Linked DNA regions of Homo sapiens: all the other regions are linked to region 1. A link is a contact called in ENCODE Hi-C or POLR2A ChIA-PET data. All regions are on one chromosome and are shown on one strand. The core of a region is the stretch at or near the end of the contact, and the rest is flanking DNA. Distances in the headings are between cores, read along the strand shown. Region 1 holds the start of LINC00462 (long intergenic non-protein coding RNA 462). Region 2 overlaps LOC105370198 (a long non-coding RNA gene). Region 3 overlaps ITM2B (integral membrane protein 2B). Region 4 overlaps LOC105370198 (a long non-coding RNA gene).

What was found. A loop is a pair of places that touch in the nucleus more often than their neighbours do. ChIA-PET counts read pairs that join two places held with the same protein, here RNA polymerase II (POLR2A). Pooled maps may share reads with other maps.
Region 2: a pooled map shows a loop between it and region 1 (2.9-fold over the local background). The contact joins the enhancer-like site here to the promoter of LINC00462 in region 1. A Hi-C loop is called at or near these places in 1 of 37 single-sample maps with no recorded cell type and 9 of 50 pooled maps. POLR2A ChIA-PET finds 5 or more read pairs at or near these places in 2 of 52 experiments (CD4-positive, alpha-beta T cell and activated B cell).
Region 3: a map of naive thymus-derived CD4-positive, alpha-beta T cell shows a loop between it and region 1 (3-fold over the local background). The contact joins the enhancer-like site here to the promoter of LINC00462 in region 1. A Hi-C loop is called at or near these places in 1 of 168 maps with a recorded cell type or tissue (naive thymus-derived CD4-positive, alpha-beta T cell) and 5 of 50 pooled maps. POLR2A ChIA-PET finds 5 or more read pairs at or near these places in 3 of 52 experiments (BJ, common myeloid progenitor, CD34-positive and endothelial cell of umbilical vein).
Region 4: a loop to region 1 is called in a pooled map, with 2.5 times the contacts of the local background. The contact joins the enhancer-like site here to the promoter of LINC00462 in region 1. A Hi-C loop is called at or near these places in 2 of 168 maps with a recorded cell type or tissue (CD14-positive monocyte and naive thymus-derived CD4-positive, alpha-beta T cell), 1 of 37 single-sample maps with no recorded cell type and 8 of 50 pooled maps. POLR2A ChIA-PET finds 5 or more read pairs at or near these places in 2 of 52 experiments (CD4-positive, alpha-beta memory T cell and activated naive CD4-positive, alpha-beta T cell).

What each region holds. Positions count from the first base shown.
Region 1 is chr13:48,578,916-48,582,197 of GRCh38, reverse strand. It overlaps LINC00462 (long intergenic non-protein coding RNA 462), which reads left to right and starts at 1,297. Exons shown (of 3, transcript NR_051983.1): 1 at 1,297-1,357. All of the region lies in intron 1 of LINC01077 (long intergenic non-protein coding RNA 1077), which reads left to right. It overlaps LOC105370202 (a long non-coding RNA gene), which reads right to left and starts at 1,007. Exons shown (of 3, transcript XR_941958.4): 1 at 932-1,007; 2 at 206-452. RefSeq lists enhancers at 2,575-2,624, 2,645-2,714.
Region 2 is chr13:48,192,964-48,196,522 of GRCh38, reverse strand. All of the region lies in intron 1 of LOC105370198 (a long non-coding RNA gene), which reads left to right. Among named protein-coding and RNA genes, the nearest start is that of ITM2B, 38 kb to the left of the region's middle. Within about 2 kb of position 1,987, at least 2 of the 41 ENCODE cell types and tissues checked have a DNase peak (open chromatin) inside an H3K27ac peak, as active enhancers do.
Region 3 is chr13:48,263,694-48,266,889 of GRCh38, reverse strand. ITM2B (integral membrane protein 2B) reads right to left here. Exons shown (of 6, transcript NM_021999.5): 6 at 1-3,196. Among named protein-coding and RNA genes, the nearest start is that of ITM2B, 32 kb to the right of the region's middle. Within about 2 kb of position 1,454, at least 3 of the 41 ENCODE cell types and tissues checked have a DNase peak (open chromatin) inside an H3K27ac peak, as active enhancers do.
Region 4 is chr13:48,154,494-48,157,698 of GRCh38, reverse strand. All of the region lies in intron 4 of LOC105370198 (a long non-coding RNA gene), which reads left to right. Among named protein-coding and RNA genes, the nearest start is that of MED4, 61 kb to the right of the region's middle. RefSeq lists an enhancer at 965-1,084. Within about 2 kb of position 1,683, at least 15 of the 41 ENCODE cell types and tissues checked have a DNase peak (open chromatin) inside an H3K27ac peak, as active enhancers do; they include CD14-positive monocyte, where a contact is called at or near this core.

The DNA.
Region 1 (3,282 bases), core at 48-2,547:
GCTGCTGTAAACTGGCATTCAGCTTTTGCTAGACAGCTCCTGGAGGCCAAAGTCATCTTCCAGACCTAGAGAAGGATGAGTTATTTTCCAGGAGGACTACTCTTTAAAAAGCATGACACAGGCATATCACAGCCATGCCCTCTACGTGCCCCTGAAGGAAAGCTGTTAAAGACCAGAGCAAGAGTGGAGAGATAAGAAAAGCTACCTGAACATAAATGACCTCTTGCACACTGTTCTGTGGCCAGAGCATGGCCCCAGGGGAGCTGTGTTCCTCCTCCAGTGAATTAGACCAGCTGTCCACAAACTGAAGGATGTCACCCCTTAGATGGGATGTGTGTTCCACATCTTCAACTTCTGCATGTCCTCCTTAAAACTGATTGTCAGGGAAATTCCTGGGGTAGCTCAGTGGGCTGCTCCCCTGCCTCTTGTACCTTTCACAATCTCCCTTCTCTCTGTTTACAAGAGAAGACATACACCTTTTACCATCCTGAAACTTATAATACACCGTCCTGGTAATCCCAGCACTTTGGGAGGCCAAGGTGGGCAGATCACCTGAGGTCGGGAGTTCGAGACCAGCCTGACCAACACGGAGAAACCCAGTCTCTACTAAAAACACAAAATTAGCCAGGCATGGTGGCACATACCCGTAATCCCAGCTACTCGGGAGGCTGAGGCAGGAGAATCACTTGAACCTGGGAGGCGGAGGTTGCGGTGAGCCAACATCATGTCATTGCACTCCAGCCTGGGCAACAAAAGCGAAACTCCATCTCAAAAAAAAAAAAAGAACTTGCACCAAACAATGGGACAATAAGAAAATTTAGAGCTAAGACAGGAGAGTCCCATGAAAGTAAAACTCCTTTTGCTTTCTCAGAAGGCACCCCTAAAGGAGCAATGCCTGGGTCACCTGCGCCAGCTCTATCTAGTCACCTACCTCAGTGTTAGAAGTCAGCAGCGCAACGATGTCCTCCAAAGCACAGTTCTGTTGAATTTAAGTCAGTCAATGATATGGTTTGGCTGTGTCTCCACCCAAATCTCATCTTGAATTGCAGCTTCCATAATTCCCACGTGTTGTGGGAGGGTGCCAGTGGGAAATCATTGAGTCATGGGGGCAGTTTCCCACATACTGTTCTCATGGTAATGAATAAGTCTTTTCAAACAACTTTTCAACAATGTTGAACAGAATAAGTCTTTTCAACAATGAATTTCAAAGTCTTTTCATCAAACATTTGATGCTTTTATAGGGGTTTCCCCTTTCGTTTGGCTCTCTTTCTCTCTTGCCTGCTGCCATGTAAGACGTCCCATTGCTCTTCCTTCATCTTCCACCATGATTATGAGGCGTCTCCAGCCACATGGAACTGTGAGTCCATTAAACCTCCTTTTTTTTAAGAATTACCCAGTCTCGGATAAGTCTTTATCAGCAGCGTGATTAATACAGTCGAGTAAACTATTTTTCTGTCAGAAAGCAATTCAAAGTTAGCTGATTGGTCTGACAATGAGGGCTGGCTTTGCCCACCAGGTGATACAGATGGTGTTTTTCATAAACTAAACTGGATACGCTCAATCTGCAACTATTTAAAGCTCAGAAAATGTGTGGGAAAGAACATCCTTTGCAACTATTAAGGTGATAAGGCAAATTTAGATGTCAACTTAAAAACACGCAAGGAGGCACATGATTATTCACAATTATTTTAGGGGGGTATGTGAGAAAACTCTGGAAGACCATTGAATCTTCCAGTTCTCTTCAAATTAACCAGTGTTGGGAAGTTCGTTTAACCACCTAGAGTTGCGATCCTAGTTTTGCTCTGCAGAGGGCAGCATTGCTAAAATATTATTCGACTGTAAAGAAAGGATTTTTTTTTTTTTTTTAACAAGCTCTTTCTAGGCTAACTTACCTCTCCTGTCTTGTGGCATTTTTTTTTTAATTCTTAATTTTTAATTTTTGTGGGCACATAGTAGGTCTATATATTTGTGGGATACATGAGATATTTGGGTACAGGCATGCAATGCATAATAATCACATCATGGAAAGTAGGGTATCCATCCCCTCAAGCATTTATCCTTTGTGTTACAAACCATCCAACTATACTCTTTTAGTTATTTTTAAATGTACAATTAAATTATTATTGACTATAGTTACCCTGTTGTGCTATCAAATACTAGGTCTAAGCTTCAGCATTTATGGCCTCGAGGAGAGAGTTGCTATTTGACCAGAACAGAAATACAAAAGGCCTCTGTGTCAGGCACATTTTTCCAGGGCAGAAACAGCATTTTTTTTTCCTTTACTAAACAATTATCTGTCTTTCTGGAGTCTAACACAGTGCCCAGCACCAACAAGCGAGTGCCCAAAAAGTGTATGATGGATGAAAAGTAGTGCAGTCTCCAACTCCAGGGAAGCTTTGGGTTAAACATGCAAGACATGGCTCACCAGCATTCCTGAAACTCTAAAACCTGCCTTGATCAGATTGCTGTAAGTTCAAATAGTCCTTAGAAAGAGCAGCCACCACCTGGAAGGACTTTGGCACTGGCTGACACAAAATGGCCTGACTCCAGCTACACCTGGTTATGGTGCTCTTTGGTCCCCGGAAATCTTCTGATGCCATTTCACCAAGAAAGTCACATGATTTTCTTATAGTTGGTAAATTCTTTCCAGGCCTTAAATAAATGGCCAAAATTTTACACTTAAAGCGCAGGTTAAGTATGGAGACAAATTACCCATACTTCCCGGTGAATTCAGCTGTAACAGGAATTGAAACTTTCTCTCAAAAATAAGAAAGGGAAGGGAGATCAGGTCGAAAGAAAAAGCATGAAGTAATGAATTTTGACTCTGAGGCTCTCAGTTCCTCTTTTCCAACTTCGTGTCTCCTCCCTGTGGTGTTCAGCTCCTACCCCCAGCTAAGTGTCTGCACGTTATTTCTGGCTGCAGAAATTGTCTTCAGGCAAGTTTTAACTTGTGGGTGTTAACTGCTTCCACCAGGGCATTTGAGTATTTGTTTAATTTGAACTAAAATAAAGGGTTATGCTTCCTGTAAAGGGATCCCAGCATCAGGAACAAGTGTGCCAGGCAGCGTTTTCAGAGAACAGGCTCTCTGGCTGCTGCTAAGCCTGGAGACAGGCAGGGGAGGAATACAGTGGCTTCCCCCAGTATCCTCCCATGGAGCTGCAAAGGTCCCACCGCTAATAAGATAGGATGGGACTGAGTCAAGGTCTGTTGAACTAGAAACCTGTGTTCTTAACCTACTGACTGCTATTCTCACTCTCTGGACTGGCCCAGACTGGCCCCGG
Region 2 (3,559 bases), core at 738-3,237, 390 kb after region 1:
AAACCCCGTCTCTACTAAAAATACAAAAATTAGCTGGGCATGGTGGTACACGCCTATAATCCCAGCTACTCAGGAGGCTAAGGCAGGAGAATTGCTTGAACTCGGGAGGTGGAGGTTGTAGTGAACCAAGATGGTGCCACCGCACTCCAGTCTGGGTGACAGAGTGAGACTCCATCTCAAACAACAACAACAACAAAAAAATCAGTGGTTGCCAGAGTTTTGGGAATAGGGAGTGATAGGTAGGCAGAGCACATAGGGTTTTTAGGGCAGTGAAATGACTCTGTATGTGCTATAAAGATGGAAACATGTCATTATACATTTGTCAAAACCCATAGAATGTACAACAACAATTGATAACAACATTGATAACGATTTTTCAACGTGGGTGCATTAATTATAATTGTTAAATAAAATTTAAATTAGGTCATTGATTTGGACTGAGTTCCTGCACTAGGCCCCAACAGACCAAACCAAAATATGGTCATTCATGCTGAAGTTCTGTGCCACCAAACCGAAACTAAGTTGTTTATCTGAATTTCCAAGAAATCCGGAGAGAGAGAGATAATATCCAAATCCTTGAATAAGCCGTTTTTAACCAACATTCTAAAGAAGTTGCCTTGGCTTTAACCTTTACTGGGAAAGTAACTTTGAAATGACCAATCCACTTTTTCATCCTTATTTCTGCTTTCTTCAGCCTGTTTCTTTTCCTTCTTTGTTTTTTTCTTTTTGAGATGGAGTCTCACTCTGTCGCCCAGGCTGGAGTGCAGTGGCGCAATCTTGGCTCACTGCTACCTCCACCTTCCAGGTTCAAGCAATTCTCTGCCTCAGCCTTCCGAGTAGCTGGGATTACAGGCACCTGCCACAACGCCCAGCTAATTTCTATATTTTTGGCAGAGACCAGATTTCACCATCTTGGCCAGGCTGGTCTTGAACTCCTGACCTCATGATCTACCAGCCTTGGCCTCCCAAAGTGTTGGGATTACAGGCGTAAGCCACTGCACCTGACCTCTTCAGCCTTTTTCTGTCTATAAATACCCATTGACCATGTTGCAGAGGATAGTTTTCTGAGCCTCTCTGGTTTTGAGGGCTGCCCAACTCAAGAATTGTCCTTCGCTCAAACAAACTCTGTTGCATTTATTTTGTCTAAAGTTTTTCTTTTATCATAACAAATGTACCATACTGGTTCGGAATTTTGCTGGTGGAGGAGGTTGTACATATGTAGGGACAGGGATATATAGGAACCCTCCGTACCTTCTACTTGGTTTTGCTGTGAAGCTCAAGTTACTCTTAAAAAATAAAGTCTAGGCCGGGCGCAGTGGCTCACACCTGTAATCCCAGCACTTTGGGAGGCCGAGGCAGGCAGGTCAAGAGATCGAGACCATCCTGGCCAACAGAGTGAAACCCCGTCTCTACAAAAAATACAAAAATTAGCTGGGCATAGTGGCATGCGCCTGTAGTCCCAGCTACTTGGGAGGCTGAGGCAGGAGAATTTCTTGAACCCAGGAGGCAGAGGTTGCAGTGAGCCAAGATCGCACCACTGCATTCCAGCTGGTGACAGAGTGAGACTCCATCTCAAAAAAATAAAAAATAAAAAAAGTCTATTAAAAAAATAGTTACCATAGTAAATTTTATGTTCTGTGGTGTTTTTTTAAACCACAATTTAAAAAATTATGTCTTTTCTTTATTCCCCATTCCCCAATCCCATTTGCCAGCAACAAAGACCATTAACAGTGTCCATATTTTTAATCAGATTTTAAACTTCACACTCTTTTATTTCCAAATGATTATTTGAAGACAAATACTGTGTTCAGAGTATTTGAAGGCAAACACTATGCTCAGAAAGAAGTCCCGACTCAGAAAATACAAATCTGAGAGTCCCTGGCATGGGTGTGATACTTCTATCATGGGAGTGGACAAGCTCTTTAGGGACTATGTGCACAGAAAGCAGAAGAAGCTAAGGGGAAACCCAGGGAAACCTAGATTAAAGAGTCAGAGAGAGAAGGGGAAGTCTGCCAAGAATGAGAAACAAACAAAGAACTAATAGAAAAGCCATGAGCCCAAGGGCAGATAACATTTTAATAATAAATGTGGCCAGGCGCAGTCGCTCATGCCTATAATTTCATCATTTTGGGAGGCTGAGATGGGAGGATTACCGGAAGTTAGGAATTTGAGACCAGCCTGGCCAACATGGTGAAACCCCATCTCTACTAAAAATACAAAAATTAGCCTGGCATGGTGGCATGCATCTGTAGTCCCAGCTACTTAGGAGGCTGTGGCAGGGGAATTGCTTGAACCCCAGAGCCAGAGGTTGCAGTGAGCTGAGATCATGCTACCGTACTCCAGCCTGGGTGGCAGAGCAAGACTCCGTCTCAGGAAAAAAAAAAATGCATAAGTCAAAACCACAATGAGATATCATTTCACACCCATTAGGATGGCAATTATCAAAAAACCCGAAAAGAACAAATGTTGGAGAGGGTATTAAAAAGTGCATTGCTGGTGGGAATGTAAAATGGTGTATACACCGTGGAAAACAGTATGGTGGGTTCTCAGCAAGTTAAAGATAGACTGTTTAATATCGAATGTTTGGTATGATGCAACAGTTCTACTTCTGGTTATACACCCAATAGAACTGAAAGCAGGGACTCAAATATTTGTACACCAATGTTCATAGCAGCACTACTCACAATAGCCAACAGGTGGAAAGAATGCAGATGTCCATTGATCAATGAATGGATAAACAAAATGTAGTTTATACATACAATGGAATATTATTCAGCCTAAAAAGGAATGAAGTTCTGATTCATGCTATGATGTGGATGGATCTTAAAAACATGCTGACCAGGTGTGGTGGCTCATGCCTGTAATTCCAGCAGTTTGGGAGGCCGAGGTTTGTGGATCACTTGAGCCCAGGAGTTTGAGACCAGCCTGGGCAACATGGCAAAACCTCGTCTGTACACAAAATACAAAAATTAGCCCAGGATTTTGTGGTCCTTGTAGTCCCAGCTACTCAGGAAGCTGAGGTGGGAGGATCGCTTGAGCCCAGGAGACGGAGGTTGCAGTGTGTGGAGATTGTGCCACTGCACTCCAGCCTGGGTAACAGAGTGAGATCCTGTCTCAAAAACAAACAAACAAGCAAAACCATTATGCTAAGTAAAATAAGCCAACCACACACAAAAAAATTGCATAATTCTGCTCATATGAGCAGAATTATAGAATTTAGAATTTAGAATAGGCAGAATCATAGTGACAGAGTAGAATTGATGTTACCAGGAGCTGGGGGAGGAAAAATGAGGAGTTATTGTTTAATGGGTTCAGAGTTTCAATTTGGGAAGTTAAATAATTTCTAGAGATGGATGGTGATGTTAGTTGCACAGCAATTTGAATGTACTTAATGTCACTGAACTGTATATTTAAAATGGCTGAAATAATAAATTTTATGTTATAGGTGTTTTATCACAACAAAAAGAGGAATAAATGCATAAAGAAGCCGAACACAAAAGAGTACATACTGTTTGAGTTTATTTATATGAAGTTCAAGAACAGGCAAACCTAACTGGAG
Region 3 (3,196 bases), core at 205-2,704, 320 kb after region 1:
GTGGCATTATGGAAGAAGACATAATCTTGGCTTGAAACATTTGTGGATATATATACACTTCTGTCATATGAAAATCTTAATATGGCCCCCACAGAACATTTTACTTAAAATGAGGCTCTAACTTTGAACAACAAGCCCATCAAGATGAAATAGCCTCAAAGTATAACCCTTACTAGCTGAACTCCATTTCATGGAGTTAATCCATGAAATGTAGCTCATTCATTCAACAAACATTAATTTCCATCTGAATAATGAAGATTGTCTGCCCAAAAAAACCCCCTTTGGTTTTAGTGAAGTAGATACCGTATTTCCTTTTTTTCTAGCTATAGTTACCAGATGTTTATTCCTTCCTTCAGTGTCAAGAAAACCTATTATGTGCCAAATACTGAGGACACAGTATGAGCATTTTGCTAATAGTCTAGAGGAGGACTTCATGAAGACAGGTGATGAAGTATCATGAAAGGTATGAGAAATAGAGAGCTATGGTGGCATCTCTGAGGAAACTTTTAGTCTGAGATCTGAAAGATGAGTAAGAGTTAACTTTTCTTTGTGGAGGGCAGGGGGTAGAGTGGGGACAGAGACAACTGTTTCAGGCAGGGCTGCAAGCTTATATGAGGCCAAAACTAAAAGGCTAGGATGCAAACAGAGAAATGGTGAGAGAAGTCTAGTGAGGGCAGGATTTTAGGGCTTGAAAAAAGGATTTTCTCTTAAGTGCAGCAGGACACCATCACTGAATCTTATATTCAAGGCAACTCACTCAGACCCATGGGGATGAGATCTGAGGAGAAAGTCAGACAACTGGTTGGGAAATATAATACCCAGAATAAAAATGACAGTGGGCAAGACTAGGGTGGTACGGGAAGGAATCATTCATTCATTCAATAAATAAGAGCTGCAACTATGTGTCAGGTGCCCTACTAACGTATTGAGCAGTCTAGTGGTGGAAATCTATTAACCAAACAAGCAACAAGGACAAAATATAAAATATTAATTATATTCAAGTCACAAAAAAGAGACAGATGATGCTATGAGACTGAGAAACAAGAGAAGCCTTTCCTAATGGTTCAGGAAAATCTTCTCTTGAGGAAGGGTCACCTGAACTAAATTCTGAAGGTTGAGTGGAAGCTAACTGAAGGGTGTCGGGTGAGGAGATGGAAATAATCTTCAGGAAGTAAGAATAGCATTTACCAAGAAACAGTAAGTCAGGCAATGTGGTAGGACACTAGGAGCAAAGAGGGGTGTGATTAAGATGAAGCTGGAGAGTGGGTTGGGACTGGACTGTGCAGCATTAAGTATTTTGGTCTTTATCCTAAGAACCAGGGGAAGCCAGGAAAGTGTTTTAAGCTGGGGTGTGACAATGAAACCATCAAGTTCGTGTTTTGGAAAGATTGTTGTGGCTTACGGGTGGGTGTGGGGAAGCAGAGAGAACCACTAGAGCAGAACAGCAGGAAGCTGCTAGGAGGTGGAGGACACAGTGACTGTGAAGACTGTGGGGTTTCTGGCTTGGGTTTCTTAAATATCCTCCATTTGCGACGGGGATAAGACCACACTGTTTGGAAAGAAGAAGGCGTTTGCATCTGCTTAGTCACTAGGGCAAGAACTAGGTCATTTTGTGTCACACATTATTGTATCGCACGTTAAACTGTTGGGGAATGGGACTGAGGAAGGAGGATGGTAGAAGGGCGGGAACATTTACTTTTTACCTTCAAAAACTGTATTATTTGATATTTTTACAATGAAAATATAAACACAAATGCAAGCTTAAAAATCAGATACAGAAGTCCCATCAAATTATTTTAAGTGGGAGGAAGCTAGGATTATCTTGTTTTATACCACTTAGGTCTCAATTTTGACCCCTAAGCCCACTCCCACTCATCCTGCTTCTCAGAACCAATCTGCAATAGGTGGCTGGAAGATTAAAAGTGTGGAATCTACAACCCATACATGTGTGCTATCAGGAAATAATTTATGGCCTCAAAATTCAGTAAATATTTCAAAAAAAATCTTAAATTGTGCTTAATTTTTTCAGTAAGATAAAAGCCTAAAATGATCAATAGAGAGCTGAGACTAAATCATGCTTCTTCCTCAAAAAAGCATTAGCCACAAAGACTCAGAAAGAAGAACGCTAGCAATAACTTTGGACAAGATATTGAACGAACTGATGGCTGTGTAGCTTTGTGGAAATGAAGAAATGTTCTTTTTCTAAATAGATACACATGAAGTCCTTATCTAGGAACCTAAGTCCCAAAGAGTTAAACATGCAAAGATTAGTGTGCAATAGAGTAGGATTTATATAACTCTGGGCAACAAACTCTTTGCTAGGTGGAAGAGAAGATGTCTAGTAAACTACTAAATGTTCACTTAGCAGAATCTTAGAGATTCTGCCCATATTAATTCATAACCACATTCAAACATAGAATCTAGACCTTTTCTATTCAATAATCCATTTGCCTTTTCATTTGCATTATTAATCAGCCTTTAAGTTTTACACTCCTACTTCTATTATTCGAGATAAACAACATTTAGGACACTGTGTACATTTTTTTTTCTTGCTTCTCACTAATATGGGTGTGGAATCTAAAAAGGGATACAGGGAAAGCAGAAGTGAACAATTACACATTACAAAACAAGATCAGTGTTTGCTTGCTAACATATAGCAGTGATAGGTTTCAAAAAAGGCACTGTCAACAACTGTACAGAGCTGTATGAAGCATTTTCATGCCTATTATTTTAATTCTCAGCCACCTCTTAAGCCAGATTCTCCAGATTCTCACTCCTGCATCACAAAAGAGCAATCACGGCCAACAACTTGTCAAGATTTATATAGTCTCATCTTGACTTCTGTACTTTTTTTTTAAACCAATGCAATAGGGGCAGAATGTGTTGCAAAGCAGCAAACTAGAGCTATCTTAGATAAATAAATAAATACACACACACACACATATGATGGGGTGCATTATGGAACTTGCTATGGTTTGAATGTTTGTGTCCCCCCAGAATTCATGTTGAAATCCTTACCCCCAAGGTGACAGTATTAGGAAATGGGGCCTTTGAGAGGTGTTAGGTCATGAGAGTGGAACCCCCATGAATGGAACTAGTGTCCTTGTAAGAGGAACCCAGAGTCATCTGTGATATAAGGTCACAGAGAGAAGAGAGCTTTCTGTGAGGAAGGAGGACCTCATCAGACACTGAATCT
Region 4 (3,205 bases), core at 434-2,933, 420 kb after region 1:
TTTTGCTTATCTATATTTTCTATAATGAATATCTATGCATATAATAGTAAAGTTCAAGTTATATTAAAAGTGAGGGGAGGCCAGGCATGTTGGCTTATACTTGTGATCCCAGCACCTTGGGAGGCTGAGGCAGGAGGATCATTTGAGAGCAGCCTGCGCAACTTAGAGAGCTCTCCATCTCAAAAAATAATAATAATAATAAATTAATAAAATAGAAAGGAAAGGACAGAGTCAGAGGAAGAAAAATATGGAGTTGGGAGGAGAGCACAATGTTTTTTGAGGCACATGATGATCCAGATAATCTGTTGAACTATACATTTCCCAGAGTTAATTGACTGATCTTTGCATTCAGTAGCCATTTGACTACTATGTTCAGTGTTTTAGGGATTCTAATTTTTTTTTTTTTTTGAGATGGAGTCTGGCTCTGTCGCCCAGGCTGAAGTACAGTGGCGCGATCTTGGCTCACTGCAACCTCTGCCTCCCGGGTTCAAGCAATTCCCCTGCCTCAGCCTCCCGAGTAGCTGGGATTACAGGCACCCGCCACCACACTGGGCTAATTTTTGTATTTTAGTAAAGACGGAGCTTCACCATGTTGGTCAGGATGGTCTCGAACTCCTGACCTCATGATCCGCCCGCCTCGGCTTCCCAAAGTGCTGGGATTACAGGCGTGAACCACTGCACCTGGCCTTTAGGGGTTCTAATTCTTGTATCTTTAGAATTGTATTTTTAAACCAAAGGTGCACATGGGAATCAGCAGGGAAACTTTTTCAAAATGTCCTTGCTAGTGTTTTAGAATTTTGCTCCTGGTTTAGCTAAAACCAGGTTCTTGTCACATGACCAAGAAAATTAGGCACGTGGACACATTGAAGGGTGAATAGAGCAGGATTTTATTGGGTGAAAAGGGAAAAATGAAAAAAAACCTCAGCAAAGCGAAAACAGGCTCCCCACTTCACAGATTGAATCCCAGGGCTCCTCCCCCTGCCTGTGACTCCACCCTGCTCCCCCAGGGCTCATGTGGGCATGCTCAGACAAGGCCCTGGGCAAGTTCCTTCGTCTGCACAAAAACATCTGATGTAAACACCTGTGGGGAGGGTTAGAGATTCTCCGGGGACCCCTTTTTATCTGCCTTGGCGTTTGGCTGTCTCATTAGGGCCTTACCCTCAGAAGTTCTGATTCAGAATGCCTCGGTAGGGTCTGAGTAGGAGTCTTTCAAAAACCTTGTCTAAGTGTTTGGATATTCATCGTGGTGGAAAATTCCATGGTGTTTAAGATGATCCACTGAGGTACTCAAGGAAAATATTAGAACTTCTAATTTTATTTTCTATTGCATCCTCTAAAAAAATCTCTACTTATTTGGATGTTAGTATTGTACTGATATTGATATGACATGTATAACCTGCAAATAAATACATTTACATATTTGAGGGTATGCTGAAATGTTTTTCTTATAAGGATGTACAATCAAAAAATTAGGAAACAACTAATGGCTTCAGAAGATTCATTATAAGTGGGATAACTCGTGTGCAACTGAATTGAAAACTCTTCTCTGGGCTGAGGTAACAATAACCTAAGAAATTTCACACAACGGATGATGACTCATTGTGACCTACTTCATTTCCTGCTTATAGCTGTATTATTTTTTATTGGTCTTGTGTCACAATTTGTGGGTACATTACCTTCTCCATGTCAGCCACAGCTGTCTCCTTTGTAAATATACATGCACATACATGCAGATACATGCAGATATGACAGAGCTCAGCACTTGGGAACCACTCAAAGCCTTAAAGGCTGATCATTATTTTGCAGTTTTTACATGCTATACTCTCATAGCTGCTTTGAAAAAAATGAACTAGATTATCTTAAAAAGCAAAACAATTCTTGCCAGGCACTTGGCTCACGCCTGTAATCCCAGCACCTTGGGAGGCTGAGGTGGGCGGATCACAAGGTCAAGAGTTTGAGACCAGCCTGACCAACATAATGAAACCCCGTCTCTACTAAAAATACAAAAATTAGCTGGGTGTGGTGGCACACACCTGTAATCCCAGCTACTCAGGAGGCTGAAGCAGGAGAATCGAAGCAGGAGAATCGCTTGAACCCGGCAGGGGGAAGTTGCAGTAAGCTGAGATTGCGCCATTGCACTCCAGCCTGGGTAACAGAGAGAAACTCCATCTCAAAAAAAAAAAAAAAAAAAAATGTGAAACAATTTGCGATAATTAATAGTTTGTAACTAAAACATTGATTAAACAATAAAACAACAGAAAAAATTAAAGAGTGATAAGTAAATCTCCCAACTTCCAGGTGCAGATGGAGAACAAAACACACACACAGACACACACATCTGGCCTTCAGGGTTGCTATTGAGAAGTCTGATGCCATTCTGATTTGTCATCCTTTAGGTAGGACTTGTTTGCTCCTCCTCTTTGGAAGCCTGTAGCATCTGTTCTTTGTCCTCACTGTTTTGAGCTATCACACTGGTGTGCCTTAGTGTGGGTCTATTCTCTTTGTGCTGGCATTTGGCATTTTTTATCTTTCTGATAAAAAGGGAAGAAATGATAGCAACAACATTTTTTTTCAACTCCCCATAGCAACAATATTTTGAAAGCTAGAAAGTAAGAAGTGTGGCCAACAATACAACAGACCTAGGAAAACTGAATCCTAAGTCAGCAGTGAGGAAATTTGAGAAACCAACCAGAATCCCACAAAGGCTCAGGAATTGGCAGCGCCAGGTTCCTGGAAGTGATGTGGGGCCTCCTAAAACTAGGAGTGGTTCAAAGTCTGTTTAGGAAGCAGTTTGACTCTCAGGTCCCTCCCCTCTCTGCACAACCAGGCCGGTAGCCTGTCCGCACCGCAGAGTCTATAACAGAAGGTCCACAGATAGGAGGACACTGGGCAGAGATGAGGGCTGGGTGCTGTGCTGGAAACCGAGAAATTAAGTGGACAGACACTGAGACCCACTGCTCTTTCCCCAGTGAGCTCCCATGATGTGGTGGCCAGAATTATATCCTTTGAGCATGAGCCCGGAAGAGTCTTCTAAGGGGAATTTGATCTCCCCAAGAGTGAAAATTTAAAGGCAGTGCTGTGTGGGTCCTTTAGCCAGATAACCCAGCCAGAACGTGTCGTGGAGCCTCTGGCCAACAAGGCCCTATTGGTTCAAAATATCTACTCAGCTTTTTAGCTCCATTCTTAAATATTAACAGATAATCAA